2 separate regions of the Homo sapiens genome follow, and region 2 is linked to region 1. The links are chromatin loops, found by intact Hi-C in ENCODE. Cell type or tissue: GM12878. All regions are shown on one strand. Each heading gives the region's core, and the rest is flanking DNA. Links, peaks and the distances in the headings are about the cores only. Region 1 overlaps CPEB3 (cytoplasmic polyadenylation element binding protein 3). Region 2 overlaps CPEB3 (cytoplasmic polyadenylation element binding protein 3).

Evidence for each region. A loop is a pair of places that touch in the nucleus more often than their neighbours do. Peaks named below come from ENCODE experiments on the same cell type or tissue, not always from the same donor. Only the 100,000 strongest peaks of a DNase experiment are listed, where the experiment ranks them.
Region 2: a loop joins it to region 1, with 8 times the contacts of the local background. A loop is called at or near these places in 3 of 110 quality-filtered maps.

What each region holds. Positions count from the first base shown.
Region 1 is chr10:92,092,155-92,107,917 of GRCh38, forward strand. All of the region lies in intron 7 of CPEB3 (cytoplasmic polyadenylation element binding protein 3), which reads right to left. Among named protein-coding and RNA genes, the nearest start is that of BTAF1, 180 kb to the left of the region's middle. RefSeq lists an enhancer at 9,247-9,546. In GM12878, for the core only: no CTCF peak of the experiment used is centred there; DNase peaks (open chromatin) are centred at 9,377 and 9,887; H3K4me3 peaks cover 317 bases; H3K27ac peaks cover 1,740 bases.
Region 2 is chr10:92,202,446-92,218,208 of GRCh38, forward strand. All of the region lies in intron 2 of CPEB3 (cytoplasmic polyadenylation element binding protein 3), which reads right to left. It also overlaps the pseudogene NHP2P1. Among named protein-coding and RNA genes, the nearest start is that of CPEB3, 81 kb to the right of the region's middle. RefSeq lists an enhancer at 8,887-9,056. In GM12878, for the core only: no CTCF peak of the experiment used is centred there; a DNase peak (open chromatin) is centred at 8,976; H3K27ac peaks cover 1,451 bases.

The sequences.
Region 1 (15,763 bases), core at 5,061-13,060:
GACATATGACATATACCATGAAACCATCAGAAACCACCTCTGCCTGTGGTTTTTTTATTTTAAGGCAGGCTTTTAGAGACAGAGTCTGCATTTTGAATCAGATTCATCTTAACACATGATAGAGACTGTTTACAACGTGTCACAGTACACCACTTTGTTTTAAGAGTTCATCTAAAGTACATCAGGAGTATTTTCTAAAAATTCTCCATGTCTGACTTTTTAATTCTCATCACCCTCCAAAATTCAAACATATCTTTCAGCAATATGATTTAATACAGACGAACATGCAGCAAGTTAGCATAGAATTACCAAAGATAACAATAAAGCACAAAGAGTACTCTCTGGCTGGGCATGGTGGCTCACACCTGTAATTCCAGCACTTTGGGAGGCTGAGGCAGGTGGATCCCTTAAGGTCAGGAGTTCGAGATCAGCCTGGCCAACATGGTGAAACCCTGTCTCTACTGAAAATACAAAAATTAGCTGGGTGTAGTGGCTCACGCCTGTAGTCCCAGCTACTCAGGAGGCTGAGGCATGAGAATCGCTTGAACCCAGCAGGTAGAGGTTGCAGTGAGCCGAGATCACGCCACTGCACTGCAGCCTGGTGACAGAGCAAGACTGTCTCAGGAAAAAAAAAAAAGAGAGAGAATTACCTCTTTTGGATTTATCTGATTTTGACAAATGAGGCTGGTTAAATAAAGGCAAGCTTCAAAGTTTAAGTAAATTTTTTTAAAAGCAGAAAAAGAAATCTTTATGGCATATTTCTATTTGGTCATTTTTCTTAACTGGGACTCTGACTTAGTGCCCATAGTTTGTACTATTTTATCACAAGCAAAAAATAAGGTATTTCTTTAGAATTTTAACCTTAAAACATGAGCCTTTATGTACATGGTTTTATATACAAAACCTTAAAACATATTATCAAAGAATAGCTTAAACAAAACAAAAACACAAAAACATCCTCCCACACCAGAAGGCAAATTTTGCACGGTCTCAAAACCAACCAGTTACGCAGGTAGCCAATATGCTCTGAGAAGCGGGCTGGGTGCAGAAAGGGAACCTGGTATCTGTCCTCAAGGAACATGCCATTCCCCCTCCCCTCCACCAATGAATGACTAAGATAGAAAACAAAAAAGTTGACTTTTCATTTCCTTAGTATTAATGGAATTGTTCATTTCCCCCTTGCTCAGAAATCAATACTTAATGCGAAGAAACATATGTGATAATTTCTTATGTGGCTTGGCTTATACCCAGGAGTACTTCCACTTGAAAGGTAGCACCTGTGGCAATTATACTTTCAAAACATTTTGAATTAACTTTAAAACTGGAATTGCTCAGTTAGAAACAGTCTACACTTTTTTTTTTTTGGGAGATGGAGTTTCCCCTTTTTGCCCAGGCTGGAGTGAAGTGGCACAATCTCGGCTCATGCAACCTCCACCCCCCAGGTTCAAGAGAATTCTCTTGCCTTGGCCTCCCAAGTAGCTGGGATTACAGGTGCCCGCCATCATGCCCGGTTAATTTTTGTATTTTTAGTAGAGACAAGGTTTCACCATGTTGGCCAGCTGGTCTCAAACTCTTGACCTGAGGGGATCTACCCACTTCAGCCTCCCAAAGTGTTAGGATGATAGGCACGAGCCACCGCGCCTGGCCAGTCTATACATTCTTTAAGACTGCTACAAATTTCACCCTCACCTAACTTTTTGCCTTTATTATTATTATTTGAGACAGAGTGTTGCTTTATTGCCCAGGCTGGAGTACAGTGGCATGATCTCGGCTCACTGCAACCTCCGTCTCCTGGGTTCAAGTGATTCTCGTGCCTCAGCCTCCTGAGTAGTTGGAATTACCGGCACCTGCCACCACACCTGGGTAATTTTTGTATTTTTAGCAGAGACGGGGCTTCGCCATGTTGGCCAGGGTGGTCTCAAACTCTTGACCTCAAGGGATCCGCCCACCTCGGCCTCCCAAAGTGCTGGGATTACGGGAGCGAGCCACTGTGCCCGGCCACTTTTCGCCTTTTATGACACTGTTGCCCTCACCAGTTAGCCAGGAGACACAAAATCACAAAATCTCCATTTCTTCCCCAGACCCTGAAAACTTGGACCTGTTTACAATATTGTTCACATGTAGACATTCGCTCCACCTTTATTGCATGAAAAAAAATGCAGTTCTGGCTGGGCGCTGTGGCTCAAGCCTATAATCCCAGCACTTTGGGAGGCCGAGGCAGGCGGATCACGAGGTCAGGAGATCGAGACCATCCTGGCTAACATGGTGAAACCCCGTTTCTACTAAAGATACGAAAAATTAGCCGGGCGTGGTAGCGGGCGCCTGTGGTCCCAGCTACTCAGGAGGCTGAGGCAGGAGAATGGTGTGAACCTGGGAGGCGGAGCTTGCAGTGTGCCAAGATCACGTCACTGCACTCCAGCCTGGGCGGTAGAGCGAAACTCCCTTTCAAAAAAAAAAAAAATGCAGTTCTTTCCATGTAAATTTTGGTCTGTTTGACTAAATTATCATTCCCTTGACATTTACTACAAAGGCAGATTCACTAATACCATAAAGCATTACTTTTAAATGCCTTCATGAGGACCTACTGCCTTTTACTAATTTTTTCATTTAATACACAATAATTTCCTGACACTGTGAGAACAAAGATTCTAATGACACACACACACACACACACACACACACACACAGAGATGTATCTTTTTCTACACATAATCTCTCTTCTAATCTCATTCCTAATAAAGCAGTTAAGGCAGCTTCGGGACCTGGTAAGGTAATTCCAATCACTTTATGTTAATTGCGTTTGATCATAGATCACTTTATTTTAAAAATGAAAACTATTCTTGTGTAGTATCCAATGGTCTGCTTTCATGTTCAATTAATTGAGACAGGAAATACAGCCTTTTATCAATAGCTGTAGGTTACCACTGCTCAAAAGAACTCTGCAAAAGATCTCAAACCTTCCTGCTGAGAGCTTTCATTACTGCCTACTGCCTTTTCTGCCCACTCCCCAACCCCCGATCTCACTTCATCACATTGCACACAACCCATTCCTTTATTCTTGGCATTGCAGATTAGGTAAAAATATAGGAAGAGGGCTCAAGACACAGTGCTGATTAACCCTATTCACGAAACCTACATTTCCCAGCTGCCACCAGAAAACAGTTGCTCAGAGCTGTCACCTCTGCAGAATTAATCAACATAGATGCAGAATTAATCAACATAGAACAATATCAACACACTCTATATACTAAGCAAAAAATAATATTGTGGTACTATCTGTATGAAAAGTTGCACTCACACTCTGGTTTCTCTCTTAAATCTAAGCCCATTCTCACACAAGGCCTGTTTCTCCAGACCTCAGGTCCTGATATCCATGTTCTATCCTTCTGGACTTACTCTTTGTTTGGATATATTTTCTGGTCCTGATTTATATATATATATATATATTTTTTTTTTTTCATTGTGTATATATATATTGCGTATATATATAATATATATACTTCATTGTAATATCATACTTTATAAGCTAATTCAAATATTTTGTGGAGAGTATAAATAAAATAACCACTTTTTAATTATCTTTGTTTCTTTAATAATTATTTTTGAGAATAGATGAAATTAGAATTCTGTCCTAATTCAATAAATTTCCTCTCTATATACAAAACTGGTCCTCCGTATCTGTGGGTTCTGAGTCTGCAAGGCAGGGTCAGCCAATCTCAAATAGAAAACTTTTTTTTTTGAGATGGAGTCTTGCTCTGTCGCCCAGGCTGGAGTGCAGTGGCACAATCTCAGTCCACTGAAACCTCCACCTCCCAGGTTCAAGCAATTTTCCTGCCTCAGCCTCCTGAGTAGCTAGAGTGTGCCACCACACCTGGCTGATTTTTTTTTTTTTTTTTTTTTTTAGTAGAGATGGGGTTTCACCACGTTGGCCAGGCTGGTCTCAAACTTGACCTCAGGTGATCTACCTGCCTCGGCCTCCCAAAGTGCTGGGATTACAGGCGTGAGCCACCATGCCCAGCCTAGAATATATTTTAAAACAAAAATAACAGTAACAATAATACAAATTTTAAAACTATAGTAGAACGACTATTTATATAGCATTTACATTGTATTAGGTATTATAAGTAATCTAGAGACAATTCAAAGTATATGGGAGGATGCACATAGGTTACGTCATTTTATGTAAGGGACTTGAGCATCCATGGATTTTGGTATCTGAGGGGGGTCCTAGAACCAATCCCTTATGCAAACCTAGGAACAACTGTATAGGGCTAACTCTGTGACTGTGTGTGAGAAAGAAGGTGTGTGAGTGAAACAATTCTTCCAGTATGTTGTCAAGTAGGCACTATAGGGGCAGTAAAAGCCTCAGCATCCTGAGGACAAGTATAAGGATGCCACCCAGAAATAGTGAAGATTCCCTGAAATTATCCTGACATGATTCCAGCACTTCTTCCTGGAGCAGCCTGACCACATTTTCTGGTAAAGGTGACTCTAAAAAAAGGTTGCTGGCCAGGTGCAGTCGCTCATTTCTGTAATCCCAGCACTTTGGGAGGCCAAGGTGGGCAGATCATTTGAGGTCAGGAGTTCGACACCAGCTTGGCCAACACGGTAAAACCTGTCTCTACTAAAAATACAAAAGTTAGCTGGGCGTGGTGGCAGGCACCGGTAATCCCAGCTACTCAGGAAGCTGAGGCAGGAGAATAATCACTTGAATCTGGGAGGCAGAGGTTGCAGTGAGCAAAGATCGTGCCACTGTACTCCAGCCTGGGTGACAGAGTGAGACCCTGTCTCAAAATAAAATAAAAATTTAAAAAGGGGCTGCAGTATCCTTTGGGAAGCACCAGCTTTTGGGCCATGCCATGTCCTTATGGTAGGGGTCACACAAACTCAAATGACCATAGGGTCAGACAGGTAGTGCAAATGTCAAGCCACATTTGGGTTAGCAGGCAGGCAGTAACACACTGGAGTAAACTACTTCTCAGCTCCAGCAAGTAGTTACCACTTGCCTAAGTATTGTCAGACTTTTTCCATTTTTCAAGAGTGGCTAGAAATTCAGATTTTTAAGTGAAACTTCAATATTCTAAAATAGGAACTAATTCAAATGTTAAAAGTCACTATACAGGCTAAATAAAATTATCTGCGGACCAGATCTATGCCATGGGCCCCACCCAGTCCATGATCTTTGGCTTGAAGAGTTTAGTTACCACACAGCTTACAGTGATGGAATGTTTTGTTCCATTAGCACATATGAGAGAAAATACAAAAATCATTTTTCTTTAGTTTCTCTCTAAAGCACGTATTCCTATGGAAGCTCTCCTGAGGACTACTTTTGGCTGAATTACATATCTTCTAAATTCTTATCTTCTGTTTCATATAACTGCTTATCTCCAAAGGCAAAATCTTTTTAGGAATAAAGACAAAAACCAAACACAGTGCTGAGTGGTATAAATATAATAATTTATACCATATAGTGACTTTAACATCAGCCTTCAAGAAATCTAAAAGAACTTAACATTAATAATATCAACAGTTAGTAGTGAAATCACTAATATTCCTTTTCAAGGTTTCCCAAAGTGTGTTCTGTGGAACATGGGTCCCTAGGGTTGGTCTGCCAGATAAGCAGTGTTGGGGAAAAACTATAGATTATCTTCTCCTTCTTGGAGTTTCATGGCACCCATTAGCGTACTTAATTAAAGGCTCTAAGAAATTCTATAGAAATCTGTTCAGCCAGGCACAGTGGCTCACACCTGTAATCCCAGCACTTTGGGAGGCCGAGGTGGGTGGATCACCTGAGGTCAGGAGTTTGAGACCAGCCTGACCAATATGGTGAAACCCCGTATCTACTAAAAATACAGAATCAGTCAGGCATGGTGGTGCATGCCTGTAATCCCAGCTACTTGGGAGGCTGAGGCAGGAGAATCGCTTGAACCCAGGAAGTGGATGCTACGGTGAGCCAAGATCGCGCCATTGCACTCCATCCTGGGCAACAAGAGTGACACTCTGCCTAAAAAAAAAAAAAAAAAAAAAAAAAAAAAAAAAAAAAAAATCTGTTCAATGTTGTTTAACTCACAGCATTTCTAAAATTATTTCCATAGACCCCATTTTTTGCATGACACCTATTAATACCTACACTTCCAATAATTCTGCCCTACTATACCTTACTCTTTTTTTGAGACGGAGTTTCGCTCTTGTTGCCCAGGCTGGAGTGCAAAGGCACGATCTTGGCTCACCACAACCTCTGCCTCCCAGGTTCAAGAGATTCTCCTGCCTCAGCCTCCCAAGTAGCTGGGATTACAAGGCATGCACCACCACGCCTGGCTAATTTTGTATTTTTAGTAGAGACGGGGTTTCTCCATGTTGGTCGGGATGGTCTCAAAATCAGGTGATTCAACCACCTCAGTGTGAAGTTTTCAGAAACTTCACTCCATCCCAGGCCTTTTCCTCACTTATTTCTTGCTATTGCTCTGAAAAGTTCGCTTCTATAGAGTTTAACTTTAAATGATTAAGAGTATACTAAACTGAAACATTAGATAGCTGTTCAAAGAACTGAAAGTTTTCTGGCTAAACTGTATAAAAGATATGTTACCAAACCAGTTTAACTATTTTTCTTTTTTTCTTTTTTTTTTTTTTTTTTTGAGATGGAGTCTGGCTCTGTCAAGCAGGCTGGAGTGCAGTGGTGCAATCTCAGCTCACTGCAACCTCCATCTCCCGGGTTCAAGCAATTCTCCTGCCTTGGTCTCCCGAGTAGCTGGGATTACAGGCGCCTGCCCCAATGCCCAGTTAATTTTTGTATTTTTAGTAGAGACAGGGTTTCACCATGTTGGCCAGGCTGGTCTCAGACTCCTAACCTCAAGTGATCTGCCCGCCTCAGCCTCCCAAAGTGCTGGGATTACAGGCGTGAGCCACCATGCCTAGCCCAGTTTGAAATTTTTATCAATAAAGAGCAAAATAATTATAGCTCCATATAAAAACTAAAGTTTCATCCTACTTAAAACTAAAGGTCATTAATAGGGATACGATTAGGTCAAGGGCTAGGAAAAACAAGACATGCAATATGGGTCTTTTCGTCTTTTTTTTTTTTTTTGAGACAGGGTCTCAGTCTGTCACCCAGGCTAGAGTACAGTAGTACATGGAGTACAGGCATGCGCCACCATGCCCAGTTAATTTTTGTATTTTTTGTAGAGACAGGGTTTTGCCATGTTGCCCAGGCTGATCTTGAACTTAGGGGCCCAAGCAATCTGCCCACCTCAGCCTCCCAAAGTGCTAGGATTATAGGCATGAGCCACCGTGCCTGACCTCTACTATGCATTATTTCTTTAAACAGAATGCTATATGATAACATCATTTCCTAAAATGAAAATTTCATTGACAATTGACCAGAACCTCTTAGTTAAAATTAAATATAAAATGCATTTTTGGCCAGGCGTGGTGGCTCATGCCTGTAATCTCAGCACTTTGGGAGGCCAAGGCAGGTGGATCACCTGAGGTCAGGAGTTCCAGACCAGTCTAGCCAACATGGTGAAACCCCATTTCTACTAAAAAAAAAAAAAATACAAAAAATTAGCTGGATGTGGTGGCAGGTGCCTAAAATCCCAGCTTCTCGGGAGGCTGAGGCAGGAGAATTGCCTGAATCTGGGAGGCAGAGGTTGCAGGGAACTGAGATCACGCCATTGCACTCCAGCCTGGGCAGTGAAACTCCGTCTCAAAAAAAAAAGAAGCATTTCTGGCCAGGCATGGTGGCTCATGCCTATATAATCTCAGCATTTTGGAAGGCCAAGGCTGAAGGACTACTTGAGGCCAAGAGTTCGAGACCAGCCTGGGCAGCATAGTGAGACCCTGTCTCTATGAAAACCTTTTCAAAATTAGCTAGATGTGGTGGCTAAGGTGGGAAGATCGTTTAGGCCCAGGAGTTTGAGGTTGCAGCGAGCTATGATTAAGCCACTGCACTCCAGCCTGGGCGACAGAACCAGCCCTTGTCTCAGGAAAACATTTTTGTTGTATCTAATTTAATTACAGGATAAGAGAAAACACAATTTTTTGTTTTTGTTTTCCCCCCTTGCCACAGGGAGAAAACATATTTGTTTCCCCCCAGCAGCAAGGAGAAAACATAGGTTTTTTTTTGTTTGTTTGTTTTTTGAGACAGAGTTTCACTCTTGTTGCCCAGGCTGGAGTGCAATGGCACGATCTCTGCTCACTGCAACCTCTGCCTCCCAGGTTCAAGTGATTCTCGTGCCTCAGTCTCTCAAGTAGCTGAGATTACCGGCATGCGCCACCACGCCCCACTAATTTTTTTGTATTTTTAGTAGAGACTGGGTTTCTCCATGTTGGTCAGGCTGGTCTCGAACTCCTGACCTCAGGTGATCCGCCCACCTCAGCCTCACAAAGTGCTGGGATTACAGGCATGAGCCACCACGCCCAGCCAATAAGAATGGTTTTTGTTTTTTTGTTTTGTTTTGAGACAGAGTCTCGCTCTGTAGCCCAGGCTAGAGTGCAGTGGCACGATCTCGGCTCACTGCAAGCTTCGCCTCCCGGGTTCACACCATTCTCCTGCCTCAGCCTCCCAAGTAGCTGGGACTACAGGTGCCCGCCACCACGCCCAGCTAATTTTTTGTATTTTTAGTAGAGAAGGGGTTTCTCCCTGTTAGCCAGGATGGTCTCGATCTCCTAACCTCGTGATCCACCCGCCTCGGCTTCCCAAAGTGCTGGGATTACAGGCGTGAGCCACCGTGCCCGGCCAAGAACAGTTTTTAACACAAACCTCAAGACTTCAAATTTCTCAACATAACCACATATCCCTACAGCTAGAGTTCTCTCAGTTACAATTTAGTATTTAGATATTCATCTACCTATACATATCGTCAAGCTCATTTTTAACATCTCACTCTGTATGGTCCCTTCTTTAGGTTACAACACCCATCACATGAACATCCTACTGCATAGGATTTCATTTTCATCTGTTCATCTCAAGGCAGTTCCAAATGGCAAACCATTCGGTGTCAACAGTGCAATCAGGTGGCCAGCTCGGGAAACCATCTGACCAAAGACCCCCTCAAAGCCGTATGTTCTTTTTCCCAAAAAGGACCTGGTTCAGAGCTCAGCTACTTCCCCCATACTCTGATTTCTTTTTTCCTTTTCCTCTTTTCAGTACCGTTCAAACTCAAGCTCTTTAGGAAAAAAGTCTCCATTTTTCTCTCCCCAATCCTACAATCCTTTTAGTCTACATAAATTGGAAAAACAATACTGCAGAACCATCAGGACTGCTCTCCCCAACAAGAAGCAGCACCCCAGCTCATCCTAATAGCCAGGATGAGTCAGCTAAACCTAGGTCTGCTGACATACAGCTGCAACAGCTCAGTTGTAGTGGTGATGAACTCAGACCCACCCCAGCTGTCAGCAATTCTATTTTAAGCATCACAGACTTCACAAAATGACTGGATTGCCCCAGCAATATCAGAAATAAACTAGTTTGTGGCCGGGTGTGATGGCTCACACCTGTAATCCCAGCACTTTGGGAGGCCAAGGCAGGCAGATCACTTGAGGTCAGGAGTTCGAGACCAGCCTGGCCAACTTGGTGAAACCCCCATCTCTACTAAAAATACAAAAATTAGCTGGGCGTGGTGGTATGTGCCTGAAATCCCAGCTACTTAGGATGCTGAGGCAGGAGAATCGCTTGAACCTGGAAGGCAGAGGTTGCAGTGAGCCGAGATTATGCCACTGCATTCCAGCCTGGGTGACAGAGAGAGACTCTGTCTCAATAAATAAACAAACAAACTAGTTTGTGGTTTGTGAGGCATCTTTATCTCTTCCATGGCATAAGGAGTTGGTTTATTATTAATCACCAAAACTAAGAGCCACAACAATAATTGTGGTTTAGACTCTTTACAGCACACTGATATTGGCATCTCATTTCAACGTAATTTTGACCACATAGCTCCCTAACAAATAGGTCAGCCAGTTTCAGGAGTTTAGATGCTATCTATTATTCTCAAGTGCTGAAGAGGAAGAGATGCCTTCCCTGCATCTTCTGGGGGTAGTGGAGAGAAAGGAGTCTTTAGCCTTAGTAAGACTATATCCTGGGTAGCTCTGGGGGCTTCAGTCAGACCTCCGTCAGGCCTCAAGGCAAAAAGCTGTAACTCTCACATTCAGACTATTCCTCCCATTCCCTAGATACAAGTAGTCTCCAAGTAGAAATAGAAAATCTTCATCAAAATAGCCAGGATTCTTCCTAGACAGGGAGCCAAAAGTAACCCTAGGAAATTCTTTCACATCCTCCTTGGATGCTCCAAGTCCACCCTCAGGTTTAGGAAACAGTCCAGGTACAAAAAGGAAACTCCTGCCCCCATCACCAGGCTGCAGAGCCTATTATCTGATGCAAGGAAGCTACAGGCTTTACAACTCCTTTGGGAACTTCAGTTACTGATGAACAATTCGAACAATTCGGTATACTGTTTCATAAGGGCACTCAGTGCAGAAATACAGCATGCATAAACTGCCCCATGAAAATGGTTATGTATATCTTTGCACTATATTTGATTTAATAAAGCCATTATCAATTAAATATTATGCTCAGAAGACTCAAGTCAACACCTCTCTAAAGGCTTTTCTGACTGCCTCAGAAACATCTGCGTACTCTGCCCTTTGAGCGCTCTCCCCGTCACAACTACTCCCTCTAATACTTCTATCCAGCTATTTTAACTTTCAGGTTTTCAGAGCATCTGTGGCTCCTTAGGTCATTTACTGGTCATATGTCTATTTCCCTCTATTGGACTCTAAGATCCTCTAAGGCTGAAACCATATATTTGTGTGGATCCCAACTGCCCAGCACAGTGCCTAACCATTAGTGAGTGCTCTGTGCACGTTTGGTGTGTAAACAAATGTTTTCCTGAGGTGCTGACACTGGTGTCACAAAACATGTCCAGCAGCTGCTCTTCTACAGCTCCCAGATCACTCTCCTCACTCCACTGAAAGTTACCTTCCAGGGGTAGGAAAATAGGGTATATTTTGGTCACCAGTGGATGCCCAAGGTCTTGGGCTTAATGAATGCAAATTTCTGATGCCACTAGGTGAGACCCACTCAATGATCAGAATTATCTAGTGTTCATCATGACTGTTGATGCTGCTTCGTCACTCAGAAAGCATAAACATAATAGCTGATTCCCTTTTGAAAGAAAAAGCACTTTTGAGCACTTATATTGCACTACTGTGCTAGGCATTTTACAGTCACACTTAAACAGCACCACACCATATGCTCTAAAAATTATCCCTACTTTAGAGCTAAGGAAGCTAAGGATCAGAAGAGTGAAGTCATCTTGGAACTGAACTCCAGGTTTATAAAACAGTCTACACGTACTCTTTCTACTACAATCATGTTGTGTGCCTACAAGGCTCCCTGTCCTCCAGGCTACTGGCCACCAGTCACAGCTTCCAGATAGGCTCCTGAACAAGTCAACATGAATTTTTACTAGTGAGTGACTAACCACTCTTTTTTCTCCACTCTTTATGCCTGTTTGCAATGCATCAAGAAATGACCAATGGACATTTGTTGGACCTACTAACAAAACTAGCAGTTAGCAAAGCTTGAGAAAAATGAGTTAGCAGTGAAACTAGCACTGTATCCAGCTATTTTAACTTTCAGGTTCACAGTCTCAGGCAATCTTGTACTCCAGCCAGACAACTTTGTCCAATGTCTATATAAATGTGAACTTTCAGCTCCATGGTACTAGGACAAGGATGTTGTTACTGGCATGCTGATTACTAAAACTCTTGAGAGGAATGTACACATAAAAGTTCAGGTTACCTAAGTTTTTCCTGGGAAGATGCCTATTCTTTGAATGAGCTTCATGGAATACTAATTCCACAGGAATCTGCACGAGTATCATCCCCAAAGCAGGAATGTAAAATGCTGGATTAAACAATTTTACACAAATGTATATATTGTAAGACTTCTCAGAACCTTAATATATCAATGTTTCTCAAATGATTTTGGCTAAGGAAACTTTAATTAAAAGACAAAATGGATATACAATGCACAAAGTAAGTGCTCAAAAAATGACACCTATTACCATTATGAGGAAACCTTTTGTCGAAGATCCTCTCAAGAGATTAGTCTTTGATGGGACAAGTATTCTTCAGAACACACTCTGGAAAACACTGAACATTATCCCTTAAGGGGTGGCGTTGGCTATTTTGTCCACTAGCTACCATTTAGTACAATGGAAATGCAACTTTTTTTTTTTTTTTTTTTTTGAGACGGAGTCTTATTCTGTCACCCAGGCTGGAGTGCAGTGGCTGGCACGATCTCGGCTCACTGCAAGCCCCACCTCCCAGGTTCACACCATTCTCCTGCCTCAGCCTCCTGAGTAGCTGGGACTACAGGCACCTGCCACCACGCCCAGCTAATTTTTTTGTATTTCTAGTAGAGACGGGGTTTCACCGTGTTAGCCAGGACGGTCTCGATCTCCTGACCTCATAATCCGCCCGCCTTGGCTCCCAAAATGCTGGGATTATAGTCGTGAGGCACCACGCCCGGCTGGAAATGCAACGTTTTTTAGACCTCCCTGAAAAGAAAATACAGCTTCCAAAGATTCAAGCACTAAGAAATTCTGGACCAATTTGCAGATTCAGACACCCAGGGCAAAAAAAAAATCAAATGTATAATGAATAGGAGATATGTCTCTCACTTTGGAAAAGAAATTCCTTCTTTGAAGAAATTCCTATGATGGAAGGTGTCCGAACCATGATTTCTTTTCTTTTCTTTTTTTTAGAGAGACAGGGGTCTCGCTGTTGCCTATGCTGGAGTGCACTGGTGTGATCACAGCTCACTGCAGCCTCGGACTCCTGACCTCAAGCAATCCTCCTGCCTCAGCCTCCCAAAATGCTGAGATTACAGGCAAGAGCCACCGTGCCCAGCCCCAAACCACAATTTAGACCAAGAATTCAAGAAACAAATAAATAAATCAAGATCAGAAATGCTAAAGATTTCCGAGGTGGGATATGACACACATGCTGATATGGCTTAGCCGTGAATTCTAAGATGTGGACATACAAAACCAGATTCGAATGGGCCAAGATAAAATTATAGTTATGTGTTAAGAGGTACTAAGCAAAGAATGAAATACCTGTAGTAAACACATCACAAATGAAGGACTGAGACAATCAAGGTGTTCTATAACTTAGTCTCTATCTATTTTGCCCAATTTAATTTCTCTCTATTCCCTTTCACATATTTGTGCTCCATCTAACCAACCTAAATATTCTCCATTCATGTCACACCATTTCCCATTTTTGTGTTCATGTTTTTGCCTTTCTCTGAAATTTTTATTCCCTATACTTCCACCCTTCTCTTGGCCAACTCCACATTCTCCTCATCCTTCAAGCCTAATTCAAATGACACTTCATCCAGGAAGTTTTCTTTCATCATTCTAGGTATAGATGAACTCTCCAAAGTACATAATCTGTATCTTATTCTTTTGTTTTATCTTTGTTACTTTGGCAAATATTTGGGAACCTTTTATGTGCTAGGTTCTATAGATACTGTGTATTTATATACTTGTTTTGTGGGTTTTTTTTTTTTTTTTTTTTCTGAGACTGAGTCCTGCTCTGTCTCCCAGGCTGGAGTGCAGCAGCCCAATATCAGCTCACTGCAACCTCTGCCTCCCGGGTTCAAGCAATTCTGCCACAGCCCACCAGTAGCTGGGATTACAGGCGTCCGCCACCATGCCTGGCTAATTTTTGTATTTTTATTTTATTTATTTATGAGATGGAGTCTCACTCTGCCACCCAGGCTAGAGTGCGATGGCGCAATGTCGGCTCACTGCAACCTCTGCCTCCTGGGTTCAAGCGATTCTTGTGCCTCAACATCCCGAGTAGCTGGAATTAGAGGCGCCCACCACCATATCCGGCTAATTTTTGTATTTTTAATAGAGACAGGATTTTACCATGTTGGCCAGGCTGGTCTCGAACTCCTGACCTCAAGTGATCCACCCAGCTCAGCCTCCCAAAGTGCTGGGATTACAGGCATGAGCCACTGCACCCAGCCTATACTTATTTTATCTATGCATTATACTATTAACCTTTTTTTTTTTTTTTGGCTATTCCCTCATTACCATTTAATTAACTTTTGGACACAAGATTTTATATCAACTCACAGTACGTTCTGGTTCACAGTAACCAGTACTGTGCCTTGACCACGGCAGGTACTCAAACATGGTCTGAAGGAAGGCACACCATTTTAAAAAGATGGCTCTAGATAGGGATGGAGATAGCTACGATAATAGGTAACATTCACGATACATGATGTGGTGATCAGGGAAGGATTCATGAAAGAGATGGCATTTGTAAGGAGTCTTTAAGGGTAGGAATTAGAAATTGAGATGGGAGGCCAGGTGCGGTGGCTCACGCTTGTAATCCTAGCACTTTGGGAGTCCAAGGCGGGTGGATCACCTGAGGTGAGGAGTTCGAGACCAGCCTGGCCAACATGGTGAAACCCCGTCTCTACTAAAAATACAAAAATTAGCCAGGTGTGGTGACACATGCCTGTAATCCCAGCTACCTGGGAGACTAAGGCAGGTGAATCACTTGAACTCAGAAGGCAGAGGTTGCAGTGTGCTGAGATCGCACCACTGCACTCCAGCCTAGGCAAAAGAGCAAGACTCTGTCTCAAAAAAAAAAAAAAAAAAAAAAAAAAGAAAGAAAGAAAAAAGAAAAAAAGAAAAAGGAAGGAAGGAAGAAAGGAATCAAGATGAGAGCATAGATATTTCTGTTTGGTTAAAATATGGGGTTCAGAAGGAAAGCAGAAAAAAGCAAAGTTGGAAAAAATTGAAGCCAGATTGGGAAGGTCTTAAATAGCTGGGAAAAGGATCTGGACTGCTTTTGTAACCAAAGAGGTGTGAATGAAAAGTGCTACAGATCCCACTCATATACAAACAGGGGGAGGAGGAAACACCAGAATGACAGACACATGGGACAGAATTAAAAACTGAAGAATTAAATTGGCCTTTATTTCCAGATTCCTTATTCTTACCATTCTTTTCGATTTTCATTTTTCAAGTTTTAAGTGGATGACCACATTACCTGAGCAATAACGTAAAGAATGGATCCCCACATAAGCATACTTTAGTTTGGTAATATGGTTTTTAAATTTATAGCAAAATCACTCTGTTGTATTTCAGGATATAGAGAAATTGTAGTCGTGCTATAAATAAATCATAAGGAGCAGGAAGCAGGAAACTCCTCTGATAATCCTTTCAAGGTGTTTGCTATCCCACATCTCTGGCCAACATGTTCTAGAACCTTAAATAGCTCCTTCTCCACCTTCTTTTCAAGATTACTCTTTTTCAGCCCCTATCTCTGCTAGACCTTCTAGGTCCCTTGCTCTATTAGCTTGCTGTCTTGAACCTTCAGGTTCAATCTATTAATATAGTCAAAAAATAGAGTCACTTTGATGAGAGGGACCACTGTGCACAATGTCTGCCTGCTTCACTGGAACCCTTGCACATGGACACAGCTGTCTTCTGATATGCCTGGGATACCTGAGCTATGAAACTCCTCTTACTGGAGAAGGAAAAAAAAAATCATAGATCTAGAAGCTCCTCAATACCTCCTCTTGCTCTTGCCAATTTGTCTTCCCATTCTTTGGAACTGAGGAAGTCAACTAATTAGGCCATAAATACAGTTCCTTCTGCAATCTTTCAGGACCAGACCTATACACAGAATAGTCTGAGTTGAGTAATTTAATAAGAAGTAGTCACTGATGAAAAATATC
Region 2 (15,763 bases), core at 5,161-13,160, 110 kb after region 1:
AACATTCAGCAGTAAAAATAAATGAAGTACTATAAATAAATATATCTAGTATGCACCCACAAAAATTATAAATTATAAAATTAAAAATATAAAAATTTTAAAAGTTAAATGAAGTATTGATACATGCTACAACATGGATGAACCTTAAAACACTAAGAGAAAGAAGACAATCACAAAAAATTACATATGATATTTCATTTATATGTAAGGTCCAGAACAGACATATTATCTATAGAAATAGGAAGTAGATTGGTCATTGCCTAAGGCTGGGAAATCAGGGCAAAATGCAGATTGACTGCTAGTGAGTTTGATTTTTTTTCTTTTTGGGGTGATAAAAATGTTCTAGAATTAGATCATAATGACTGACACACAATTTAGTCATTATACTAAAAACCGCTACATTGTATATTTTAAGAGTGAACTTCATGATATGTGAATTATATCTCAATAAATCTATTATTTTTATTTTTTCTTATCTTGTTTAAATTTTTTATTTTTAAGCTTTTTTTTTTTTGAGATGGAGTCTAGCTCTGTCGCCCAGGCTGGAGTGCAGTGGCGCCATCTTGGCTCACTGCAACCTCTGCCTCCCAGGTTCAAGCAATTCTCCTGCCTCAGCCTCCCCAGTAGCTGGGATTACAGGCACGTGCCACAAAGCCCGGCTAATTTTTTGTATTTTTAGTAGAGACAGGGTTTCACCGTGTTAGCCAGAATGGTCTTGATCTCCGGACCTCATGATCTACCCACTTCGGCCTCCCAAAGGGCTGACATTACAGGCGTGAGCCACCGCGCCCAGCCTTTAAGCTGTTATTTTTAAAAGGCATTTCTAAGACTTTAACAGAACTATGACACTTCCGGTAAATCATCTAACTTTAGGTACAAGACATAAGAGATGATATATATATATATATATGTATATATATGTATATATGTATATATGTATGTGTATATATATACGTATATATATGTATATGTATATATATACGTATATATGTATATGTATATATATACGTATATATGTATATGTGTATATATATGTGTGTATATGTGTATATATATGTGTGTGTATATATATATATATATATATTTTTTTTTTAGAGGTGTAGCTGGGATTACAGGAGCCTGCCACCATGCCTGGCTAATTTTTGTATTTTTAGTACAGACGAGGTTTCACCATGTTGGCCAGGCTGGTCTTGAACTCCTGAACTCAGGTGATTCACCCAAAGTGCTTGGCCTCCCAAAGTGCTGGGATTGCAGACATGAGCCACCACGTCCTCGATTTTTTGAGCTGAAGGAAGGCAAAGTCTTGACTTCAGCTGCTCCACTGACTGCGGCTTGACTTCAGCTGCTCCATTCAGGAGCCAATGAAGGAACCCAGGAATTAAACCTAAACGAGACAGTAGTAAAACTCCCAAGGTAACCCTACTGCCAGTCAAATAACTAATGCCATCTATCATCACAACATGCACCTTTTACATTTCTAAAGATGTCTTTAATATTTCTCCAGGAACCTATAAGCAATTATTAACCATATTACCCACAAACAGCATCTTCTCCTGTCTCCCACTGCTTCTGATGAGTTGTTTTTTTAATCCCATGGATTCCTGTCTTACAGTGATATACTGTGTTCTTCAGAGGCCCAGCTGACCCCATTTATGACCAGGGCACATTTTAAGAATGACATGCTACAGCATCTCCCTAGAAGCATCACTGGGCCGTAAAAGATACCTATAAGCTGTTCATTTCAATTGCTGTTTGACTTGGGTGGTTGGGTAAGGAGATATACAGCAGAATTCGCAGATTCACCAGAATCTGACAGGGGCTGCGACGTGAACGCTTCTGCTGTGGCCCCCTGTTATCCCCTTGATCCTTGAATTTAGGAACTAAGCAGCAGCTTTTATGCAAATCATCCTATAGCAATAAAAGCAATAAAACAACAGCTGTGTCAATTTGGGCTAGCAGCTTTCTAGGGCTCCTCCTCCTTTCAGAAACCAACAGATGATGCCCTGCCCAGTGTACACACAGATTAAGAGCTACAGACTATAGCTCTTCATTGTCACTCCCTGGCCATCACTGGAAAGGTCACCAATGTACATGTTCGTATATTTTAAAACAGGGAACCTGGTAAGTACCAAAGAAATTCACTCCAAGTTCATGGTCTGGGACCAGAGAAATAGAAGCTCATTATCTTAGTTTCCAAACCCCTCTCTTCTAGTGGAAGGAAAATGGTAAAACAAAAACAAAAAACCCCTTGAATCTCAAGTTTATTGTACAACTCTAATTCCAGATAAAAAGAGACTTAAATTAAAATGAGACAAATAATAAAATTGGATTAAATAACCAAAATAAACATAATAGAATATTGTATTCAAAAGCCAAAACTATCTTAACCACTTTTTTTTTTTTTTTTTTTTTTGAGACAGAGTCTTGATCTGTCACCCAGGCTGGAGTAAAGTGGTACTATAATGGCTCACTGCAACCTGTGCCTCCCAGGTTCAAGCAATTCTTTGCCTCAGCCTCCCGAGTAGCTGGGATTACAGGTACCTGCCACGATGTCCAGCGAATTTTTGTATTTTTAGTAGAGATGGGGTTTCACCATCTTGGCCAAGCTGGTCTTGAACTCCTGACCTCAGGATCCACCCACCTTGGCCTCCCAAAGTGCTGGGATTACAGGTGCAGCTGTCTTAACCACTTTTAAAGCTTTATCATTTTTTAATTTGAACAGGCTTACGCCCAAACTGCTTTCATGCTAAACCTATCCCTGACAAAGTAATGCTGGTTTATTTTTCAAAAGCAGCCAATCTGCCTCTGGGGAGAGGAAAATGGATGTGTATACTGTTTTTCATAACAAGCCTCGTAGAACTGATTAAGTCATAGCTACCATATAATAGATAATTAATATGTGCCAGACCCTGTGCTGATGAGTATCTCATTGGATTACCTCATTTAATTTTTATAACTGTCCTATGAAGTAGATATTACAATATCTTTTTTTACAGATGAGGAAACTAAATATTAAATTCAGTCCTTTTTTTTTTTTTTTTTTTTTTTTGAGACGGAGTCTCACTCTGTCACCCAGGCTGGAGTGCAGTGGCGTGATCTTAGCTTACTGCAACCTCTGCCTCCCAGGTTCAAGCAATTCTCCTGCCTCAGCCTCCTGAGTAGCTGGGATTATGGGTGTGCGCCATGATGCCCAGCTAATTTTTGTATTTTTAGTAGAGACAGGATTTCACCACATTGGCCAGGCTGGTCTCGAACTCCTGACTCAAGTGATCTTCCCACCTCAGCCTCCCAAAGTGCTAGGATTACAGGTGTGAGCCACTGCGCCCAGCCTAAATTCAGTTAATACAAATCAAGTATCCTTGAAGAAGGCCAACTACACACAAATTATGTGTTATGTAAGCATTCCAGGGAGAAAAGAACCTAAGTCTTTAACCTAATCTTCCATTTAAATGTTACCCCATTTAAGAGGTGAACATGTTAATAAAGCATCTAAAATGGAAAGCATCCACATTTATTAAAATATTTGGTATTTAGAAGGTTAAAAAATTTTACTTTAAAATAAAGCCAGTACCATTCTAATAATGATACTTTAGGGTACTTTAAATGTCATAAAGTCAAGTCCAGTAAATACTTTTTTTTTTTTTTTTGGAGACAGAGTTTCGCTGGTCCAAGCTGGAGTGCAATGGCGCAATCTCGGCTCACCATAACCTCCACCTCCCGGGTTCAAGAGATTCTCCTGCCTCAGCCTCCCAAGTAGCTGGGATTACAGGCACGCGCCACCACGCCCGGCTAATTTTTTGTATTTTTAGCAGAAACGGGATTTCGGCATGTTGGTCAGGCTGGTCTCGAACTCCCAACCTCTGGTGATCCACCCTCCTCAGCCTCCCAAAGTGCTGGGACTACAGGCATGAGCCACCACACCCGGCCTCAGAAAGTCTTAATATATTCTGGTGATAGTTGGGTCCAGAAAAAGTAATCTCTATGTACTCTTTTTCCCTTTCGTTTTGAGACAGGGTCTCACTTTGTCACTCAGGCTGGAGTACATCTGTAGCCTCCAGCTCCTGGGTTCAAGCGATCCTCCTACCACATCCTCTCAAATACTAGGACTTAAGGCACATGCCAACACACCTGGCTATTTTCTTTTTTTAATTCTTAAACTTGTATTTATGTTTATATATTTATTTATGTTCATATCTTATTTTGTAGGCAATAAATGTTTCTATGAAACTTGGGGAATATAATTAATTTTTGCATATTGAGTCCATTTAATAACCTTCAGATAGCTATACTTAAAGGTCATACTTTAATTACTTTTCTAGGCAAATTATTCAAGTTTTTCACTTAAGTAAACCGTTTCCCCAAAATATGGAAACAAACTGAAGTAAAACAGATTTTTTGAGTCCTTTAATAGGTCTGGGAGAGTTATTTAAAATTATAGACTAAAAAAGTGCTTTGGAATTATTCATGTTTTTGCTTTCCTTTGTTATTGTGGAATTCAGCTTAATGAATAAGAAACAATATGAGAAGGTACACTTCTTTTTTCCTTTTTTTTTGTTTTGAGACAGGGTCTCACTCTGTCACCCAGGCTGGAGTACAGTGGCACGATCTTGGCTAATAGTCTGGACCTTCCAGGCTCAAGTGATCCTCCTACCTCAGCCTCCTGAGTAGCTGGGACCACAGGCATATGCCACCATGCCCTGCTAATTTTGGTATTTTTTGTAGAGACAGGGTTTTGCCATGTTGCTCAGGCTGGTCTAAATCTCCTGGGCTCAAGCAATCTGCCCCCATCGGCCTCCCAAAGTGCTGGAATTACAGGCATGCACCACCATACCCAGCCCATTTTTCTTTCATGTACATACACACACCACATACTAGGCTGAGTAGAAAGATAAGATAATGGTAAGACAATAGGAGAAATGAGAATTGCTAACTAGGAATAATTCTCAACCTGGAGACAGAAAGACAGAATGGTTTTAAGGCTCTGAATTGCCTGCACTTTAATTTTGACTCAGACACTTTGTATGTGATATCTTTGTGCCTCAGTTTTCTCATTTGTAAATGGGATAATAATCGTATTTACTTTTATAGGCTTTTGCGAGGAAGAAATGAGATAAAACATGTTAATCTATGTTTAATCACCACGCAGCCAGGCACAGTGGCTCACGCCTGTAATACCAGCACTTTGGGAGGCCGAGGCTGGCAGGTCACGAGGTCAAGAGATCCAGACCACTCTGGCCAACATGGTGAAACTCCATCTCTACTAAAAATACAAACATTAGCTGGGTGTGGTGGCACATGCCTGTAGTCCCAGCTACTCACAAGGCTGAGGCAGGAGAATTGCTTGAACCCAGGAGGCAGAGGTTGAAGTCAGCCGAGATCACACCACTACACTCCAGCCTGAGCGATAGAGCGAGACTCTGTCTCAAAACAAACAACAACAAAAAAACATGTTAAGTGCTTAAAACAGTACTGGGCACATAGCCAATATTGGTCATTAATGTTCTGCTATTATTTACTTCCAAAAATATTTGATAGTCCTGTTGTTGGCTTAACAAGAGGAGAAAGGACCTGGGATATGTTGAAGTAGGATAGGGTATCCTAAGCAAGGCTCAAAAGAACACCTTGGTGAGGTTCTGATGAGCAAAAATATGTGGGAAAAATGCTTTATGAGCTGTATAAGTATTCTATAAATAAATGGTAATAGGAAGAAATTAGATTATTTTGTAGCCTGAGTATGCTAGAAAGTGAATATTTGCTTGTCTAGCTCAACAGATAATGGTAATATTTCCCTACAAATCCCCCAAGTTGAATACCAGGGTAAAGATTCAAGGCTACACATTTTACAAGTCTTTAAAGTCAGACTCCTTTGTGGTAGAATGCCATTTTGAACTTCTGCATATTCATACACAAATTAACCAGATGCTGTCCTGGAGAAAGGGTTTACCAAGCTACATCCTTAATGTTAATAGTTTTCAAGAATCTGATAAGTATTTATGTAGAAGAAACTTGCTATTTACAAATAAATCTTAGCTATTTGCAGCCCTATAGCCTGTGTGTCCTTTGAGGAATCTCTTCTTGGGTCTTTCCAAATTTTAAGGAAGTTGGGCAATGTGTCTGGCCTCCCTTTTCTGAAAGCCCTTTTTTTTTTTCTTTCTTTTTTTTTTTTAAGGCAGAGTCTCACTCTGTTGCCCAGGCTGGAGTGCAGTTGGGGGATCTGAGCTCACTGTAACCTTCACCTCCCAGGTTCAAGCCATTCTCATGCCTCAGCCTCCCAAGTAGCTGAGACCACAGGTGCACACCATCATGCCTGGCTAATTTTTTGTATTTTCAGTAGAGACGGGGTTTCACCACGTTGGCCAGGCTGGTCTCGAACTCCTGACCCCAAATGATTCACCAGCCTCAGCCTTCTAAAGTGCTGAGATTACAGGGCAGGAGCCACTGCCAGCCTGAGAGCTTTTTTTGACTCCTCCTTTGTTTGTCCTCCCATAATTCCTAGCATATGGCTCTGTCATTGCATTTACCTCATTATATAATCATCATCTATTAAGTAGATCACTAGCTTCTTGTAGTCAGAGACTATGCCTCACTTAATCTTTTTATCTTTAATTCTTGGCATATTAAAGTTCCCAGTAAACATGTTGAACAAGTGAAGAAAGAGTGAAACAGCCCTGAGCATACTTGGAAAAATTTTGTTAGCACTAACGTTTGACAGTAATAAAGCTGTTATTTAAAAAAAAATTCTGTGATGTAGACATTTTGGAAATTCTGACTGAACCGTCTTAATTTACTGCATATTAGGCCAGGCACAATGGCTCACGCCTATAATCCCAGCATTCTGGGAGGCCGATGCAGGCAGATCACCTGAGGTCAGGAATTTGAGACCAGCCTGGCCAACATGGTGAAACTCCATTTCTACCAAAAATACAAAAATTAGCTGGGCGTGGTGGCACATGCCTGTAATCCCACCTACTTGGGAGGCTGAGGCATGAGAATCGCTTGAACCCAGGAGGGAGAGGTTGCAGTGAGCCAAGATCGTGCCATTGCACTCCAGCCTGGGCAACAAGAGACAGAAACTCTGTGTCAAAAAACAAAAAAACAAACAAAAAAGACTTTTTAGAGGCCGAAACAATAAGCAAGAAGACTGGTAGTATGATTATCTTCCTTCAATGAGACTATCAGGTATATACAATATTCCAAATGCAAGGACTCAAAAGTGGAATTTCAGCAGCTCACGCTTGTAATCCCAGCACTTTGGGAGGCAGACAGGCAGATCACAATATGAGGAGTTCAAAACCAGCCTGGCCAACACAGTGAAACCCCATCTCAACTAAAAATACAAAAATTAGCTGGGCGTGGTAGCAGGCGCCTGTAATCCCAGCTACTCAGGAGGCTGAGGCAGGAGAATCACTTGTACCCGAGAGGCGGAGGCTGCAGTGAGCCAAGCTGAGATCTTGCCACTGCATTCCAGCCTGGGCGACAGAGCTAGGCTCTGTCTCAAAAAAAAAAAAAAAAAAAAAAGTGGAATTTCAAGGAACAATTTCAGGAAGGAAAAAGGAGAGAGAAGCCAAGAAGAAATGAAAAGGAAAAAGCAGACAGAACTCACTATTTATATAATTATATACCCAAAATAATCAGTCTTTCATTGGGATGACCTGTAGTAGCCAGAATTATAATGCTCTGCCGCTCTGCAGTTAGATAAAAATAAAAAGATTTAAATCACAGCACACTGTAAGCACTCAAATTTCAATAGAATTGAATAAGTTATTTAATCTCCCTGTGTATGAGTTTCCTCATTTGAGAAATGTGGATAACAATAATGCCTACCTCACCTGGATGCTATAAAGATACAAATGAAGGTGGTCATCAACTATGGTATGGAAGCAGAAGGGACCTCAATTCTGTCTTCATGAAGGAGTAATAATGAACCAAAGTAAAATCAGGCATGATTTACAGGCAGCAAACTATGAAACTGTGAAAAAGGAAAGTGGCAAATATATTCCATTCAACTAAGTGGAACTGAATGTGTATAAAAAATTAATAGCAATTATTTTGAAATAATGCAGGATAGGAAAGTTGCTGGAAACCAAAAGAAAGGAAGAAAAATATAAACATACACGCACACATACACACTTTAAGGGGTAATACATAAACTATTGAACAATCTGTAGTCTCTTGGAAAAACTGAGGGTATAATTCAATTCCAATGGATATATGATGACTTTAACAACTACTCTTCATTTGAATAATGTTATAATTGTGTTGATAACATCTATACTAAATAAAAACAATTTCATTTAAAGCTATAAATATGGCCAGGCGTGGTGGCTCATGCCTGTAATCCCAGCACTTTGGGAGGCCAAGGCGGGCGGATTACTTGAGGTCAGGAGTTCGAGACCAGCCTGGCCAAGATGATGAAACCCAGTCTGTATAAAAATACAAAAATTAGCCAGGCGTGGTGGCACATGCCTGTAATCCCACTACTCAGGAGGCTGAGGCAGGAGAATCGCTTGAGCCTGGTACATATATAAATACAGGCAGAGGTTGCAGTGAGCTGAGATCACATCACTGCACTCCAGCCTGGGCAACAGAGTGAGACTCCATCTCAAAAAATAAATCAATAAATAAAAGCTATAAACATGAAAGCTCAAAGAAAATACCATGAAATATCTTATAAGTGAGAATATATGTAAAATGCTTTTGTCAGCTATAAAGAAAGCACCACATAAAATAAAAACTGGTGGAACAATATAAGCATTCAGCCACTTTTAGACAATTTTTGTTTAGAAAATTTGATGAAACAATACCTACTGGAAGTGAAGGCTTAGTCTGGTAGATAATTTATCAAGTATCCAAGAAAACTCTTACATTGTCTTTGTAAATTATAGATTATATCTCTGTATATGTGTATTAATAATGGCATGCTAATGGAAGATCACAGATTTATGCATGAAAGTGAGAAATGAAACAGAAACCACATAGAAACAGAAACTATGACTCAGAACAGATAAACTGTGCCAAATCATGACACGGAACACAAACTATCTAAGCTCAAATTGTTTTAAACAACAGCTCATTCAAACATATATCATAATTTTTTTTTTTTTTTTTTGAGACAGAGTCTCGCTCTGTTGCCCAGGCTGGCGTGCAGTGGCGCGATCTTGGCTCACTGCAACCTCTGCCTCTCAGGTTCAAGCAATTCTCCTGCCTCAGCCTCCCAAGTAGCTGGGATTACAGGAGCCCGCCACCACACCAGGTTAATTTTTTTGTGTGTATTTTTAGTAGAGACCGGGTTTCACTATGTTGGCTAGGCTGGTTTTGAACTCCTGACCTCAAGTGATCCGCCCACCTCAGCCTCCCAAAGTGCTAGAATTATGGGCATGAGCCACTGCGCCCAGCTCAAACATATATGTTCTAAGATCATATATCTTTTTCTTTTTTTGAGACGGAGTTTCACTTTGTTGCCCAGGCTGGAGTGCAGTGGTGCCATCTCGACTCACTGCAACCTCCACCTCCAGGGTTCAAGCAATTCTCCTGCCTCAGCCTTCCAAGAAGCTGGGATTACAGGCACCCGCCACCACTCCTGGTTAATTTTTTATTTTTATTTTTTGTACTTTTAGTAGAGACGGGGTTTCACTATGTTGGCCAGGCTGGTTTTGAACTCCTGACCTCAAGTGATGTGCTCACCTTGGCCTCCCAAAGTGCCAGGATTATAGGCAGGAGCCACCGTGCCCAGCTCCAACATATATGTTTTAAGACAATAAATTCTTTTTTTTTTTTTTTTTTGAGATGGAGTTTCACTCTTGTTGCCCAGGCAACAAGACAGTGGTACAACAAGACAGTGTACAACAAGACAGTTGTACAGTGGTGCAACTTCAGCTCACTGCAACCTCCACTTCCCAGGTTCAACCAATTCTCCTGCCTCAGCCTCCCAAGTAGCTGGGATTACAGGCACTCACCACTGCCCAGCTAATTTTTGTGTTTTTAATAGAGATGGGGTTTCACCATGTTGGCCAGGCTGGTCTCAAACTCCTGACCTCAGGTGATCCACTCACCTCGGTCTCCCAAAGTGCTGGGATTACAGGTGTGAGCCACTTTGCCCAGCCTAAAACAATATATCCTCATTGTCCAATATAGTAGCCACTAACCACATGTGGCTATTGAGCACTTGAAATGTCGCTAGAATAAACTGAGATGTGCTGTATTTGTAAAGTACCCACCGGATTTCAAAGACTTAGTACAAAAAAAAGTAAAACATCTCATTAATAATTTTTGTATTGATCATGTGTTGAAATAACATTTCACATATAGAGGTTAAATAAAATATATTAGTAAAATTAATTTCAGCCAAGCATGGTGGCTCACACCTATAATCCCAGCACTTTGGGAGGCCAAGGTGAGATGATCACTTAAAGCCAGAAGTTCCAGACCAGCCTGGGCAACATAGCAAGACCCCATCTCTACAAAAAATAAATAAAATTTAAAAAATTTCAAGTGTTTCTTTTTACTTTTCAAATGTGCCACTAGAAAATTTAAAATGATCTATGTAGCTTGCAGTCTATTTCTTTGGACAGCACTGCTATAGACAGAGTTCATGGTAACTCTGCTTAAATTCCTGCATTCCGAAGTTTCAGCAACTAGGCCAGTTTATACATTTTACCAATCCCCACCCAAATCTTGTTTACTTCTGCCCTAAAACCACATTATGAGTAACCCCAGGCCCCAAAACCTTATTAAGTACCCTAACTTCTCCCATCCTAAGACACTCCTTCTTCTAAGATACTCCTGAGGCTCTGTCAAGGTAGTGCTTGCTCAGCAAGTTTAGGAAACTCAGTTTCATATAATTAACAGATTTCCCTAGTGGTGTTTACATGGGGCTTTAACAAAAGTCAATGAATAAGAATTGTAAAGTGAAATAAGTTGTGTTGGAGATTCATTAAGTTTAACAAACAGAAACAATGATGATCGGTTTGAAAAGGGTAATTTATAAATAAGTTGTTCTGTCTAATGATTTAAATTACCAAAATTAAAATCCATACTTGTAGCAATCTACCTTATTTCGGTTCCTGGAATGGTAGAGTAGGAGAACATAAGATTAATGTAGAAACAACAGGCATAATATATCAATTTCATTGAAGCTGGAATCTTAAGAACAGGCTATAAACATGTCCTAAATTTTTAGACTTTGTAGAACCTTACTATTTTTATGATTTGACACTTAACTCCTGACTGGGTCTTTAAAGCAGATTTTAAATGAAACACAAAACAAACATGGCCATCTCCACTACTTTTTCCAACAGTCTCAGGACTCAGTAGAACACTATGTTAAAGCCCAACAACTAGGGTAAATCTCCTAGTCTAGAGCTAATTATAATATGGCAAATTAGTTGAAGTCCACCAAATCTCCCCAGCACAAAGTGAATTATACCCTGCCATTTTGACTGCAATTCATGGTCACATTTAAACTCCAGAATTACAGAAATATAAGCCATACTTCTAAAAAGCCAAATTTATCCCCAAAATCACCAAACAGAAAACCATACATATGACTCAACTTTCAACTTTTTACCATTGCACACATATTAATCTCAAGTAACACACAACCATTTTCATTTTCCACCAAATAGTCACCCATCCCACCTGCTATGGACTGAATGTCCCCCAAAATTCATGACTTGAACTTAATCTCCATTGTGGTGATATTAAGAGGTGGGGGGCCTTTTGGGAAGTGATTAAGTCATGAGGGCTCCACCCTCATGCATGGATTAGTGCCTTATAAAAGGGTTAGAGGGAACCAGCTTAGACCCTTTTTGACTTTCCATCCCTCTGTCATGTGAAGACTCAGCATGCTCTTTGGAGAATGCACCAACAAGGCACTATCTTGGAAGCAGAGAGGAGCCCTCACCAGACATCAAACCCACTGGCAACTTTGATCTTGGACTTCCCAGCCTCCAGAACTGTGAGGAAATAAATTTCTGTTCTTTGTAATTACCCAAACTGTGGTATTTTTGTTACAGCAACACAAATGAACTAAGATACCACTCAATTTTTTTTTTTTAAGATGAAGTCTCACTCTGTCCCGCAGGCTGGAGTGCAGTGGCGTGATCTCAACTCACTGTAACCTCCGCCTCCCAGGTTCAAGCGATTCTCCTGCCTCAGTCCCCCAAGTAGCTGGGATTACAGGCATGCACCACGACATCTGGCTAATTTTTTTTGTATTTTTACTAGAGATGAGGTTTCACCATATTGGCCAGGCTGGTCTCAAACTCCTGACCTCACGTGATCCGCCCACCTCGGCCTCTCAAAGTGCTGGGATTACATGCATGAGCCACTATGCCTGGCTCAAATTTATTTTAACAATTTTTTTTTCAACTTTCCCAGCATTCCTAACATCAGTAAAAGTTTTTTGTTATTTCTTTTTTTTGAGACAGAGTCTCACTCTGTCACCCAGCTGGAGTGCAGTGGTGCAATCTTGGCTCACTGCAGCCTCTGCTTCCTGGGTTCAAGTGATTCGCATGCCTCAGCCTCCCAAGTAGCTGGAATTACAGGCATATGCCACCATATCTGGCTAATTTTTGTATTTTTAGTGGAGGCGGGGTTTTGCCATGTTGGCCAGGCTAGTCTCAAACTCCTGACCTCAAGTGATCCACCCACCTTGGCCACCCAAAGTGCTGGCATCACAGACGTGAGCCACAGTGCCAAGCCAAGATTTTTTTTTTTTTTTTTTTGAGACGGAGTCTCACTCTGTTGCCCGGGCTAGAGTGCAGTAGTGCAATCTCAGCTCACTGCAACTTCAACCTCCTGGGTTCAATCGATTCTCCTGCCTCTGCCTCCTAAGTAGCTGGGATTACAGGCGCCCACCACTACACCCAGCTAATTTTTCGCATTTTTAGTAGAGATGGGGTTTCACCATGTTGGCCAGGCTGGTCTTGAACTCCTGATCTCCTGATCCGCCCACCACAGCCTCCCAAAGTGCTGGGATTACAGGCATGAGTCACTGCACCTGGCTTTTTTTTTTTAGACGGAGTCTCACTCTGTCACCAGGCTGCAGTGCAGTGGTGTGATCTTGACTCACTGCAACCTCCACCTCCCGGGTTCAAGCGATTTTCCTGCCTCTGCCTCCTGAGTAGCTGGGATTACAGGCGCCCACCACTACGCCCAGCTAATTATCTGTATTTTTAGTAGAGATGGGGTTTCACTGTGTTGGCCAGGCTGGTCTCAAACTCCTGACCTCATGATCTGTCTGCCTCGGTCTCCCAAAGTGCTGGAATTACAGGCATGAGCCATGGCGCCTGGCTTTTTTTTTTTTTTTTTTTCTTTTTTTTGAGAACAAGTCTCACTCTGTCACCAGGCTGGAGTGCAGTGGCACGATCTCGGCTCACTGCAACTTCCACCTCCCAGGTTCAAGCGATTCTCTTGCCTCAGCCTCCCGAGTAGGCTGGAACTACAGGTGCGTGCCACCACATGCAGCTAATTTTTGTATTTTTAGCAGAGACAGGGTTTCACCATGTTGGCCAGGATGGTCTCCATCTCCTGACCTCATGATCCACCTGCCTCGGCCTCCCAAAGTGTTGGGATTACAGGCCTGAGCCACCGCGCCCAGCTCATTTTTTTTTTTTTTAATAAGCGAAGATATCAGATACTCTCTAAATCCTATGAAACCTGAACTAGAACATCAGAATTAAAATCATTTAAATATATATATATTTTGATGGCTGGGTGCAGTGGCTCACGCCTGTAATCCCAGCACTTTGGGAGGCCGAGGAGCACGGATCACAAGGTCAAGAGATCAAGATCATACTGGCCAACATGGTGAAACCCCATCTCTACTAAAAACATAAAATTTGGCTGGGCAGCCTCCCTGGGACTAGGTTTCAGCGGCCGCTGCGATGACCAAAATAAAGGCAGATCCCGAAGGGCCCGAGGCTCAGGCGGAGGTGTGTTCCGGGGAGCGCACCTACCAGGAGCTGCTGGTCAACCAGAACCCCATCGCGCAGCTCCTGGCTTCTCGCCGCCTCAAGCGGAAGCTCTACAAATGCATTAAGAAAGCGGTGAAGCAGAAGCAGATTCGGCGCGGGGTGAAAGAGGTTCAGAAATTTGTCAACAAAGGAGAAAAAGGGATCATGGTTTTGGCAGGAGACACACTGCCCATTGAGGTATACTGCCATCTCCCAGTTAGGTGTGAGGACCGAAATCTGCCCTATGTCTATATCCCCTCTAAGACGGACCTGGGTGCAGCCACAGGCTCCAAGCGCCCCACCTGTGTGATAATGGTCAAGCCCCACGAGGAGTACCAGGAGGCTTACGACGAGTGCCTGGAGGAGGTGCAGTCCCTGCCCCTACCCCTATGAGGAGCTCCGGTAGCACCTGGGCACCTGCCGCTGGAAGCTACTGGGCTGACGGCAGGACGACTGGCTGTCCTCCTGCCCACCCACACTGACGGCATCTTCCCAGTTCCCCAAGGCACGCCTTCTTACCAGGCAGCTCTAACAGCCCTTTCATGAAGGTAATGCTAGTCTTCTGTCCATCAGTGCCATTTCCTGTAGAACTAAAGGCTGTTCCAAGAATGTAGGGTGGAGAAAGTAAATGCTAAGACTAAAAAAAAAAAAAAAAAAATTGGCTGGGCATAGTGGTATGCGCCTGTAGTCCGAGCTATTCGGGAGGCTGAGGCAAGAGAATCACTTGAACCTGGGAGGCGGAGGTTACGGTCAGCCAAGATCATGCCACTGCACTCCAGCCTGGCGACACAGCGAGACTCTGCCTCAAAAAAAAAAAAAAAAAAAAAAAAAAAATTATATATATATATACACACACACACACACACACACACATATATATATGCACAGAATAAAATTCCCAACTTGAGAGCCATGCACTAATGATATAAACCACTATGGTGGCATCTAAATTTAACATATTTAATTGATTTATCAATATGATGATTCACAATAAATTCTGCAACTTTGACTCCCAGCATGCTTTTCAAGTCTCTACCATCAATGAATACTCAAGAAATCAAATTAAATTCATATTAACAAGCTGGGCGTGGTGGCTCATGCCTGTAATCCCAACACTTTGGGAGGCCAAGGTGGGTGGATCACCTGAGGTCAGGAGTTCGAGACCAGCATGACCAACATGGAGGAACCCCGTCTCTACTAAAAATACAAAAATTAGCTGGGCGTGGTGGCACATGCCTGTAATCCCAGCTACTCAGGAGGCTGAGGCAGGAGAATCACTTGAACCTGGGAGGCACAGGTTGCGGTGAGCCAAGATCGTGCCATTGCACTCCAGCCTGGGCAACAAGCGCAAAACTGCGCCTCAAAAAAATAATAAAAAAAAAATAAATTCATTTTAACAACAAATGATTATAAATGACCACTGACAAAACAGTATTTCAAAATCAAAGAGGTCAGGCCTGTAATTCCAGGACTTTGTGAAACTGAGGCAGTAAAACAGCTTGAGCCCAGGAGTTCAAGACCAGCCTGGCCAACATGGCAAAACCCCGTTTCTACAAAAAATTATCTGGGCATGATGGTCCACACCTGTAGTCCTAGCTACACAGGAGGCTGAGATGGGAGGATCGCCTGATCCCAAGAAGGCAAGGCTTCACTGAGCTGTGATTACACATCAGTACGCTGCAGCCTGGGTAAAAGAGTGAGACCCTATCTCAAAAAACAACAACAAGGCCGGGCACAGTGGCTCACACCTGTAATCCCAGCACTTTGGGAGGCCGAGGTGGGCAGATCACGAGGTCAGGAGTTTGAGA